Linked DNA regions of Homo sapiens: region 2 is linked to region 1. The links are chromatin contacts, found by Hi-C or POLR2A ChIA-PET in ENCODE. All regions are on one chromosome and are shown on one strand. The core of a region is the stretch at or near the end of the contact, and the rest is flanking DNA. Distances in the headings are between cores, read along the strand shown.

The links. Hi-C counts contacts between places; a loop is a spot of excess contacts on that map. ChIA-PET counts read pairs that join two places held with the same protein, here RNA polymerase II (POLR2A). Pooled maps may share reads with other maps.
Region 2: a pooled map shows a loop between it and region 1 (4-fold over the local background). The contact joins the promoter of HSD17B1-AS1 here to the promoter of COA3 in region 1. A Hi-C loop is called at or near these places in 5 of 50 pooled maps. POLR2A ChIA-PET finds 5 or more read pairs at or near these places in 3 of 52 experiments (B cell, Caco-2 and activated T-cell).

Annotation. Positions count from the first base shown.
Region 1 is chr17:42,796,533-42,801,139 of GRCh38, reverse strand. COA3 (cytochrome c oxidase assembly factor 3) reads left to right here and starts at 2,436. Exons shown (of 2, transcript NM_001040431.3): 1 at 2,436-2,672; 2 at 2,973-3,515. The coding sequence starts at 2,459. The coding sequence ends at 3,079. CNTD1 (cyclin N-terminal domain containing 1) reads right to left here and starts at 2,279. Exons shown (of 7, transcript NM_173478.3): 1 at 1,904-2,279. The coding sequence starts at 2,072. It overlaps WNK4 (WNK lysine deficient protein kinase 4), which reads right to left. Exons shown (of 19, transcript NM_032387.5): 18 at 4,562-4,607; 19 at 4,074-4,454. The coding sequence ends at 4,452. RefSeq lists enhancers at 2,424-2,473, 2,494-2,543, 2,684-2,753.
Region 2 is chr17:42,552,279-42,556,885 of GRCh38, reverse strand. HSD17B1-AS1 (HSD17B1 antisense RNA 1) reads left to right here and starts at 2,084. Exons shown (of 1, transcript NR_144402.1): 1 at 2,084-4,450. HSD17B1 (hydroxysteroid 17-beta dehydrogenase 1) reads right to left here and starts at 3,963. Exons shown (of 6, transcript NM_000413.4): 1 at 3,856-3,963; 2 at 3,595-3,762; 3 at 3,268-3,447; 4 at 2,999-3,092; 5 at 2,304-2,481; 6 at 1,672-2,217. The coding sequence starts at 3,952. The coding sequence ends at 1,948. RefSeq lists enhancers at 389-936, 1,752-2,319, a silencer at 1,943-2,102, a promoter at 3,963-4,039 and a cis regulatory region at 4,489-4,505.

The sequences.
Region 1 (4,607 bases), core at 1,187-3,686:
AATCTTGGCTCACTGCAACCTCCGCCTCCCAGGTTCAAGCCATTCCCCTGCCTCGGCCTCCCGAGTAGCTGGGACTACAGGTGCCTGCCACCATGCCCAGCTAATTTTTGTGTTTTTAATAGAGACAGGGTTTCACTATGTTGGCCAGGCTGGTCTCGAACCCCTGACCTCGTGATCCACCCGCCTCAGCCTCTCAAAGTGTTGGGAATACAGGCGTGAGCCACCGTGCCCGGCCGTGTCTGTGTGTTTCTTTTAATGACCACTATACTTCCAGTCTTCCAGGCTCAACCGTTTAGCATAGTCACGTTTTCCTCCTTCACTTCCTAAATTTATCCACAGCAGAACCCTAGACTTTGCCTCTAGAATGTTTTTAATCCACCCTCCCTTGTTATTCCCTCTGCCCTATCACCTAGCCTACTGACATTGACTCTACCTGTCTGCCTACATCCCATCTCCCTCTGGTTTAATCCATCCTTTACCTCCTTTACATCACTGCCAAAATAATGTTTACTAAGGCAGGGTTACCATCGTATCCCTTATTTTAAAACCTTCACTCCCTTATTTAAAAACCTTCAATGTCTTCTTGGTTTCCTACCAAACCAAGGATAAACTCTTCCCCTTGGCATTCAAACTTCCACATGGAATGTCTCCAAACTACCTTTCCAGTATTAATTTCAACTATTCTTCCACATGCACTGGCCAACATGGACTACACTGTACCCACATGCACCCTAAGCACCCCATTTCCATAGCTTTACTCATGCTACCTCTTTTTGGTAGAAACACTGTCTCCTTCCTCCCCCTTCACCAACCCAATGTCCTCCTTCCTTCAAGGTCTGCCTGAAATGTCCCGATGCCTGGGCCATCCCCTGAATTCTTCCTATTACCCCATCGCTCCTCTCAACCCCCATAAACGCTTGTTTTATTTCTCTCTGACGTCTCTTATCTAACCATAGTACCTAGTCATTGCATATTTGTTCTAATATCTCCCCCAAATTGCACATGGTTTGAAGGCAAGACCTCTATCTCTATTTCATCTTTCTTTTCTCTTTTTTTTTTTTTTTTTTTTTAGACAGAGTCTCGCTCTGTCACCCGTCACTCAGGCTGGAGTGTAGTGGCGCCATCTCAGCTCACTGCAAGCTCCGCCTCCCGGGTTCATGCCATTCTCCTCCCTCAGCCTCCGGAGTAGCTGGGACTACAGGCGCCCGCCACCACACCCGGCTTTTTTTTGTATTTTTAGTAGAGACGGGGTTTCACCATGTTAGCCAGGATGGTCTCGATCTCCTGACCTCGTGATCTGCCCGCCTCAGCCTCCCAAAATGCTGGGATTACAGGCGTGAGCCACCGCGCCCAGCCTTTTTTTTTTTTTTTTTTTTTTTTTTTTTTTGAGACGGAGTTTCATTCTTGTCGTCTAGGCTGAAGTGCAATGGCACGATTTCGGCTCACTGCAACTTCCGCCTCCTGGGTTCAAACAGTTCTCCTGTCTCAACCTCCCGAGTAGCTGGGATTAGAGGTGCGCGCCACCAGTCCTGGCTAATTTTTGTACTTTTAGTAGAGACAGGATTTCACCATGTTGGTCAGGCTGGTCTCGAACTCCTGACCTCAGGTGAACCTCCCACCTCAGCCTCCCAAAGTGCTGGGATTACAGGTGTAAGCCACCATGCCTGGCCCTCTATTTCATCTTTCTAGCCAAGCGGTGCCACTCAAGTATTCCATACATGTCGAAGAAATCAAGGGGAGGGCACTGTTGTGACTTATCCATCACTATATCCCCAGCACCCCACAGAGAGGTGTTAGCAAACATTCTCTGAATGAATAAAATCAACGGAATCTCAAGGTCGGTGCCTGAAAGACACAAGCCCCAGTCTCCCAAGAACCCAGCACCCCGGCCCTGCAGCCGCACCCACGATCTGGGGCTCCCTGAAGCGGCCCAGCCGCCCCGAAGCCTCCCTCACTGCTTGCTCATTCTGCTGGGCCAAGTGAAGCAGGGCGTCTTCAATCGTCTCTGTGGCGACAACTCCAAACTGAAAGTCAACGAGGGAGGCCGATCGTGGCCTCATGGGTCCGTCCATATTCACGAGCCTCTTGGGGCACCTGGACGGGTTCACTGGATCCACATACCGACCCCCTTAGCTCCTCTCCAGTCTTCTGCCACACCCTGGATTCCTCGTCCCCTTCCAATGAGTGTGTCGTCGCCTCAAGTCTGAGGAAAACCCAATTACCACCACAGCCTCGAACCCTCCACAGCTTTTTCCCGCCCCAACGGCCACGGACTCCTCAGCCAATCAGAAAGCACGTCCGCTTCTCACCTCCCGCGTCCATCCCCTGTGCCCGGGAACCGCGGCTCTGCCCCGCAAAGGGCACGCGGACTACAACTCCCAGAGTCCACTGCAGCGGCCAAGGGCTACTGTTCCCAGCGAGGCCCGCGCGGCGGCACCGCGAAGGGAGGAGTGGCAACATGGCGTCTTCGGGAGCTGGTGACCCTCTGGATTCTAAGCGTGGAGAGGCCCCGTTCGCTCAGCGTATCGACCCGACTCGGGAGAAGCTGACACCCGAGCAACTGCATTCCATGCGGCAGGCGGAGCTTGCCCAGTGGCAGAAGGTCCTACCACGGCGGCGAACCCGGAACATCGTGACCGGCCTAGGCATCGGGGCCCTGGTGTTGGCTATTTGTATCCGTCCGTGTTGTAGACTCAAGGGGACCGCATATAGGGGCAGGGGAACAGAGTGTGCAAGAGGGCTGAACCACCCGTTTAATTTTGGGGTAAAATGGGTAGTACTTTCCTTTGTTATTCCTAAGGTACTCTTTTAATTTGATTTATTAATAATAACGGAATTGGGGTTCAGGGTTTAGAAACAGCAGCGGCGGGAAGCCGGAATCACTGATTTGGGAGAGTAACAAGAGTGGTAGAGCAAATCTAGGAAAGGGGAATGTGCATATTCTGTGTGGTTTCCTGAACCTACCTCCCCAGATGGTTACACCTTCTACTCGATTTCCCAGGAGCGTTTCCTAGATGAGCTAGAAGACGAGGCCAAAGCTGCCCGAGCCCGAGCTCTGGCAAGGGCGTCAGGGTCCTAATCTGGATGGGTATTGATCATGTCCAACCTGCTGGAGCCCCTTCACATGGTGGATGATGCCCCATGACCCTGTAGAAATTGAATCCTGCTCACAACATTGTTGGCCTTCTTACTAACCTTGGACCGTGATTGAGCCCAAGAAACCAGGGACTTACGCATTTGGCCAATGTCAAAAGAACAGAACTTTGCCCACTGCACACTTGCTGTGTACAATGACTGAGCCCTTTCTTGTAGTTTGTTTCCTTGTTTGAGAGGTGTGCATGCGACCGTGGCTTTTCCCAAAGTTTCTGACTTTGTGGTTTACCCCCTTCACCTTCCAGGGACGCAGTTGTTACGAGGTTAGACGTGGCAGCTCTGTGCAGTGTTTGAGCCTACAGTGGGATACATAGGGTCAAATTGAGAATAATAAACTGAGTCATTCTCCTGGAGTCAAGTGAGTATGGAGGCTGAGAGGCAGCATATGGCACTTCATGCTGGAAAGCTTCACAAGCAGTAGCTGCAGTGGTGGCATTGCCCCAGGGAGCTGTAAATGTTTAACTAGAATTACTTTTTCCATGAGATCTTTCCACCTGATTTAAGGGAGAGATCACTGGGCAGTTTGAGACTGAACCCACGTCTTAGGGGAAGGAAGGTCACTCTTCTGTCCTCTACCCACAAGAACATACTGTAACTCTACTGCTTTTCCCATCCCCAGAGAGAGGGAGGGAGAGAGAGGTGGATGAAGGGTGAAAGACAAGCAGTCTTCATTCTTTTAACTTTCCCTGGTACCTGCCTATACAGGTCTAGGGTGGGGTCTGGAGGGGATCCTAACTTAGTCAAGTGGATCACTGACCTTGCAGTTTCCTCATTAACTGATGGCAGGAAGCCAGAGGGCTGGGCAGCTTCCACCCCTGCCTCCCATTGTGAAAAGAAAGTCCCTTTTAAATCCTCCCCTGCCTCACCCCACAAGTCTTTGCTCCCCCAATTCCTAAGGCATGGCATATGGATTCACGGCGTTCTTGTTTCCAGCATTTTTATTGGTTGCTGCTAATGTGGTGTGAGCATATCCCCTACACTCTCCCAGCTGGGAGTGGGCCCCTCTAGAAGCATCCAGGCTTGGGTGGGATTGCTTAGTGGTTGACTCTTGGCAGGGGAGGTGCTAGAGATGAAGATGGTAGGCAGCAGAACTAACACCTCCACACAGCAAACAGTTCACATATGTTTGGCTCTTCACTATAATGGAGCTGCACTCTCCATGCCCCCCTGGCCTTCTACCCCTTCAGTGTTGGGATCTTCCTTGCTCAGTTTTGTTGATCAGAAAGCATCAGATTCTGAGAACACAAGCTCCATGGTGGGCCCTGGTGTGGGGGAGATACATGGCTTCTGTTCTGAATTCACTGGAGGGAAAAGAAAAAGTGATGAAGAAACCTCCAAGGTGGGAGGAAGGCGAAGCTGCAGCCAGGTACCATTCCCTGGGCTCTCCCTCCCTTGGGCCCGCCCTCACCATCCTGCCAACATCCCCGGCGAATGTCACCCCCTTGCTTGCCCGC
Region 2 (4,607 bases), core at 835-3,334, 240 kb after region 1:
GAAAAAATGAATGTACGGAAGAGAGGGGGTCACACTTTACCTCTTATTATCCCACCCCCAGGGGTGACCTTGTGAGCCACACCACACAGGTACACACATGCACGCATATGTACACACACTGTCACAGAGGGGCAAAGGGGGTTGGCGAGAGCGGGACTGAGAGCAGATCCCAGGCCTCAGAAACCCATGCCACCTGGGCCCCCTCCCTGTGGCCTTCCTGGATGCTGTAGGGATAGCAGATCTGTCTGGGTCAGCAGGTCAGGGCGACTGGCAGGAGGGGGTGGCTGGGAGGCCTCTTCCTCCAAGAGCAGGGGCAGCACATCATCCAACAGGCAGAGAAGACCCTCATCCGAGGTAGGGGCAGGTCAGGGTGGAGTGCCTGCCTCCTTCCCCCAGTGCCCCACACAAAGCTCCAAGAGCTCCAACAGGCTCCTGTCTGTTTCCACTTCCCAGGCTTTCTGTGGTCATGTCCCTGCCCACTCCAAAGGGCCATCCCCCTCAGCCTTGCCTCCCTCTCAGACCCAGCTGAATCCCTGCCTCGGTACCGCCCCCTCCTGGGGCACTCCTGCCCCCTTCCTCTGCTGCATCCTCACCTAGCCTCCTATCTGTTCACACCTCCCCTGCACCAGACCTCCACAGAAGTTCAGACAGTGGCTCTACAACCCTACTGGCCCCTATCAATGACTCCTGCCCCCCTGGGACCCTCCACTGGGCTCAGGAAAGACGGGCCATTGTAGCAAAGTAGCCAGTCCTGTAGCCCCAGCTGGACCTCCTGGTGAGGCAGCTTGCCAGATGGTGGGGATCGCTCAGTCCTCTGGGGCAGAACAGGGTGAGTGGGGCTGTCTCCCTTTGATTCACTTAGCCCTCTTTCTTCTTTACACATTTGCAAAATGTGACAGTAGTCATATTACTATTCATTCTAATAACAGTCCTTGCTGGCTATTAAACCTCTATACTAGCACTTTCAGGCATTATCTCCACCATTACTAAAACCGATTAGATAGGTATTATTATACCCATTTTACAGATAAGAAAGACTCAGAGGGCCGGTCGCGGTGGCTCATGCCTGTATGCCCAGCAATCTGAGAGGCCGAGGCGGGCGGATCACCTAAGGTCGAGAGTTTGAGACCAGCCTGACCAACATGGAGAAACCCCGTCTCTACCGAACATACAAAATTAGCCGGTATCCCAGCTACTTGGGAGGCTGAGGCAGGAGAATCACTTGAATCTGGGAAGCGGAGATTGTGGTGAGCCGAGATTGCCCCATTGCACTCCAGCCTAGGCAACAAGAGCGAAACTCTGTCTCAGAAAATAAAAAAAAAAGAAAGAAAGAAAGAAAAGAAAGACTGAGAGAAAGCAAGGAACTTGCCTGAGGTCTCATGGCTAATGGGGTCCAAGTCACAACCTGACTCTACCCCAAGCCAATTCCCACCTAACTCCTCCTGCAGATGCCCCTTGGTTATCCAGAGACTGTGTCTGGCCTTTAATATGGACTTGAGGTGTGATCCTGGGCTGGCTTCTTTCTGGACCTTGGTTTCTGAGTTTTTCGGTTGGTTGGTTCATTTGATTAATTGACAGGGTCTCACTCTGTCACCCAGGCTGGAGTGCAGTGGCCCCATCATGCTCACTGCACCCTCCAACTCCTGGGCTCAAGGAATGGTGCCACTGTGCTGATTTTTAAATTTTCTTTATTTTTGTAGAGATGGGGGTCTCACTGTGTTGCTCTGGCTGGTCTCCAACTCCGGGGCTTGAGCGATCCTCCTGCCTCCGCCTCCCAAAGCGCTGGCATTACAGGCGACAGCCATCGCGCCTAGCTGCGCTGGTAAAACTGGCTAACGCGATCTATCTTAATTAGCCACCCACAGCTGCTACCGCCGCCCCATCCCCAGGGACCACACAGACCCAGGGGACAAAGAAGGGCGCGGGAGACAGCGGCTGAGGAAGCCTTTACTGCGGGGCGGCCGGAGGATCGCCGAGCTCAGGGTCCCCCACCGCACCGCGCCCGGCCTCGTCCTCTGCCCCAGGCCCGGCCCCGCCCCCAGCCTCGGCCCCAGCCTCGGCCTTTGCCGGAACGTCGCCGAACACTTCCCGGTGCATGGCGGTGACGTAGTTGGAGCCGCTGGGGTCGTCCAGGCGCATCCGCAGCAGGGGCAGGAAGCGCTCGGTGGTGAAGTAGCGCAGGGTCGGCTTCGGGGCGCGCAAAGCGGTGAGGAAGACCTGCGGCGGCGGGAGGAGAGCTGTGGCCACCGCTGCGCGCCGGAGGACGCACCGCCCCCACTCCTGGAGTCCAGCCCGGCGCTCACCTCCGCCACCTCCTCAGGGTTCTGCGCCGCCTCGCGAAAGACTTGCTTGCTGTGGGCGAGGTATTGGTAGAAGCGGTGGAAGGTGTGGATGTCCGTGCGGTCCAGCACCTCCTCTGGGCTGCCCAACACCTTCTCCATGAAGGCGGTGTGCACTGGGCCGCACTCGATCAGGCTCAAGCTGCTGGCCGGAGAGCAACGAGTGGGAGGGGGCGGACGCCAGCCAGGCCCCAGTCCCAGCCCCAACCCCAGTCCCAGCCCCAACCACGTCCCGGCCCCCGACCGCGAGCAGCACCGCTGCGCTGGGAAGTGAGGCGGAAAGGGCGCTGGGGATAACCAGAACATTTGAAACGCGGGTTCCTGCCGGAGCAGCCCTCCCAAATCCATCTGAGGCTACAAGGGAGCCCTGGTGTCAGGATTCGAATCTAGCGGGGTCCCTGGCCGCTGTGTGACCTTGGGCCAGTCACCTAACCTCTCTGGGCTGGAGCTTCCCCATAACAATACCAACACTTCAGCAGCTAGGTCAGCAGGTGGCACAATGCGTGCCATGCGCCCAGCCCAAGTGCCTGGCACACAGCTAATGTGAGCCGGGCAGAGAGGGCCAGGGAGATCGCCCCAGAGCGGCTCCCGCAGGACAGGGTGCTCGGCGTCTCTAGGTCAGAGTTAAGAGGGTTCGGGGAACGGGGGTGTTGACTCACTGGACCCCAAAGGGCAGCAGCAGAACCGCCAGACTCTCGCATAAGCCTTCGAGCGCGAACTTGCTGGCGCAATAAACGTCATTGAAAGGCAGCCCTTAGGTGGGGAGACGAGGTTCCTGAGGCGCAGCGGCCAGGGGGTCATCCCCGGGCAGACGGTGCCCCTCCAAGCTGACGGCACCCCACTCCACCCCCCCCGCGGAACCTGCCTTCAAGGCTCAGCTCCGCACACAAAGAATCTGGAGCTGCCGAGGCCACTCCCTACCACTCACCCATCAATCCTCCCACGCTCCCGGTCACCAACACGCGTCCCGAACCGCGCCTCTTCATGTCTGGCAGGAAGGCCTGCAGCATCCGCACAGTCCCTACTACATTCACGTCCAGCACAGAGGCCACGGCGTCCTCCCCCAGCGCCTCCAGCGGCCCCAGCAGGCCCAGGCCTGCGTTACACACTGCGGAGACAAGAGGCCCGACCAGCCCGCCTCAGCATCACCCTCAGCACGGCCTGTCCCCTCGTGCTCCCTGGGCCTGGGAACATGTTGGTTTCAACGCAGGGCGGAGAAGGCTCCTAGGAGCCCATATGCTTCCAGGAGGCTCACCCAGCACGTCCACGCGGCCCTCAGTCACGCGTTCCCGGGCAGCGGCCACGGATTTTGAGTCCCTTACGTCCAGCTGCAACGTCTCCAGGGATCCCGGAGGGCATGCCAGGGCCCGGGCCGCCTCCCACAGCCGGCCCTGTGTTTTCAGGTCCCTCAACGTGGCATACACTGGAGGTTTTGGGAGAGGAGGAAGATCTGACTTCCCTTCTGGCCTCCAAGGGCTCCTCCCTTCTCTCCCTCCCTGTCCCTGCCTATCTATACCTTTGAAGCTCTGGGATGGATCTGAAGCCAGACGTACGGCCAAGTGCAGGCCGATGCCCGAGGAACAGCCGGTGATGAGCACCACGGTGCGGGCCATGGTGAGACTGTGGGGAGAGGCTGGGGCTCTGGGCTTGATATCACCTGCTTCGCCCCGCCCCGCCTGCGGGCCCCCACCCCTTGTTGTGTCTCCCACGCAATCTCAAGGATAAGCCTTCCTGCGGGTCCCTGGCCCGCTCTCCCCACCCTGTTCTGAGCCAAAACAGACATGAGCCCACTGCTTGGAACAACAAACTGTCCTGGTTGCTGGTCAGAGGGAGGGGAGGCTTTACAAGCAGGTGTGGGTTCCCACGTGGGCACAGAGTGGCCCCCTGGGCAGATTCCCCTGGGTATGCCTCTGTGCCACAGGAGCGATTATAGTGACCGCAGTTTGCTGCAGAGGCTGTGAAAGTAAAGGCGTTGGGAGGTGGGAGATGATTGTATATGTGCTGGTTTCGTCCAGGGTTCCTAGCTCATAACTCACATGACCATGGTTACAGTCTTACGTTGTCATGTTGGGGTGCCTCAGGCCTCAAAAAACAGCCTTTCGTCTCTCTGACCTTCTCCTGTCCTCTTTTCAGCTGCCCAAGGCAGGACTCTAATCTGATTGTGGGTTGTAGGATCCTCATTCCAGAGTGGGTCCTTGCCCCATACCCTGGAGAAAGGAATGCTGCACAAAGGCCCAAAGAATCTGGACTGGCCTTGCTGGGCTTAGA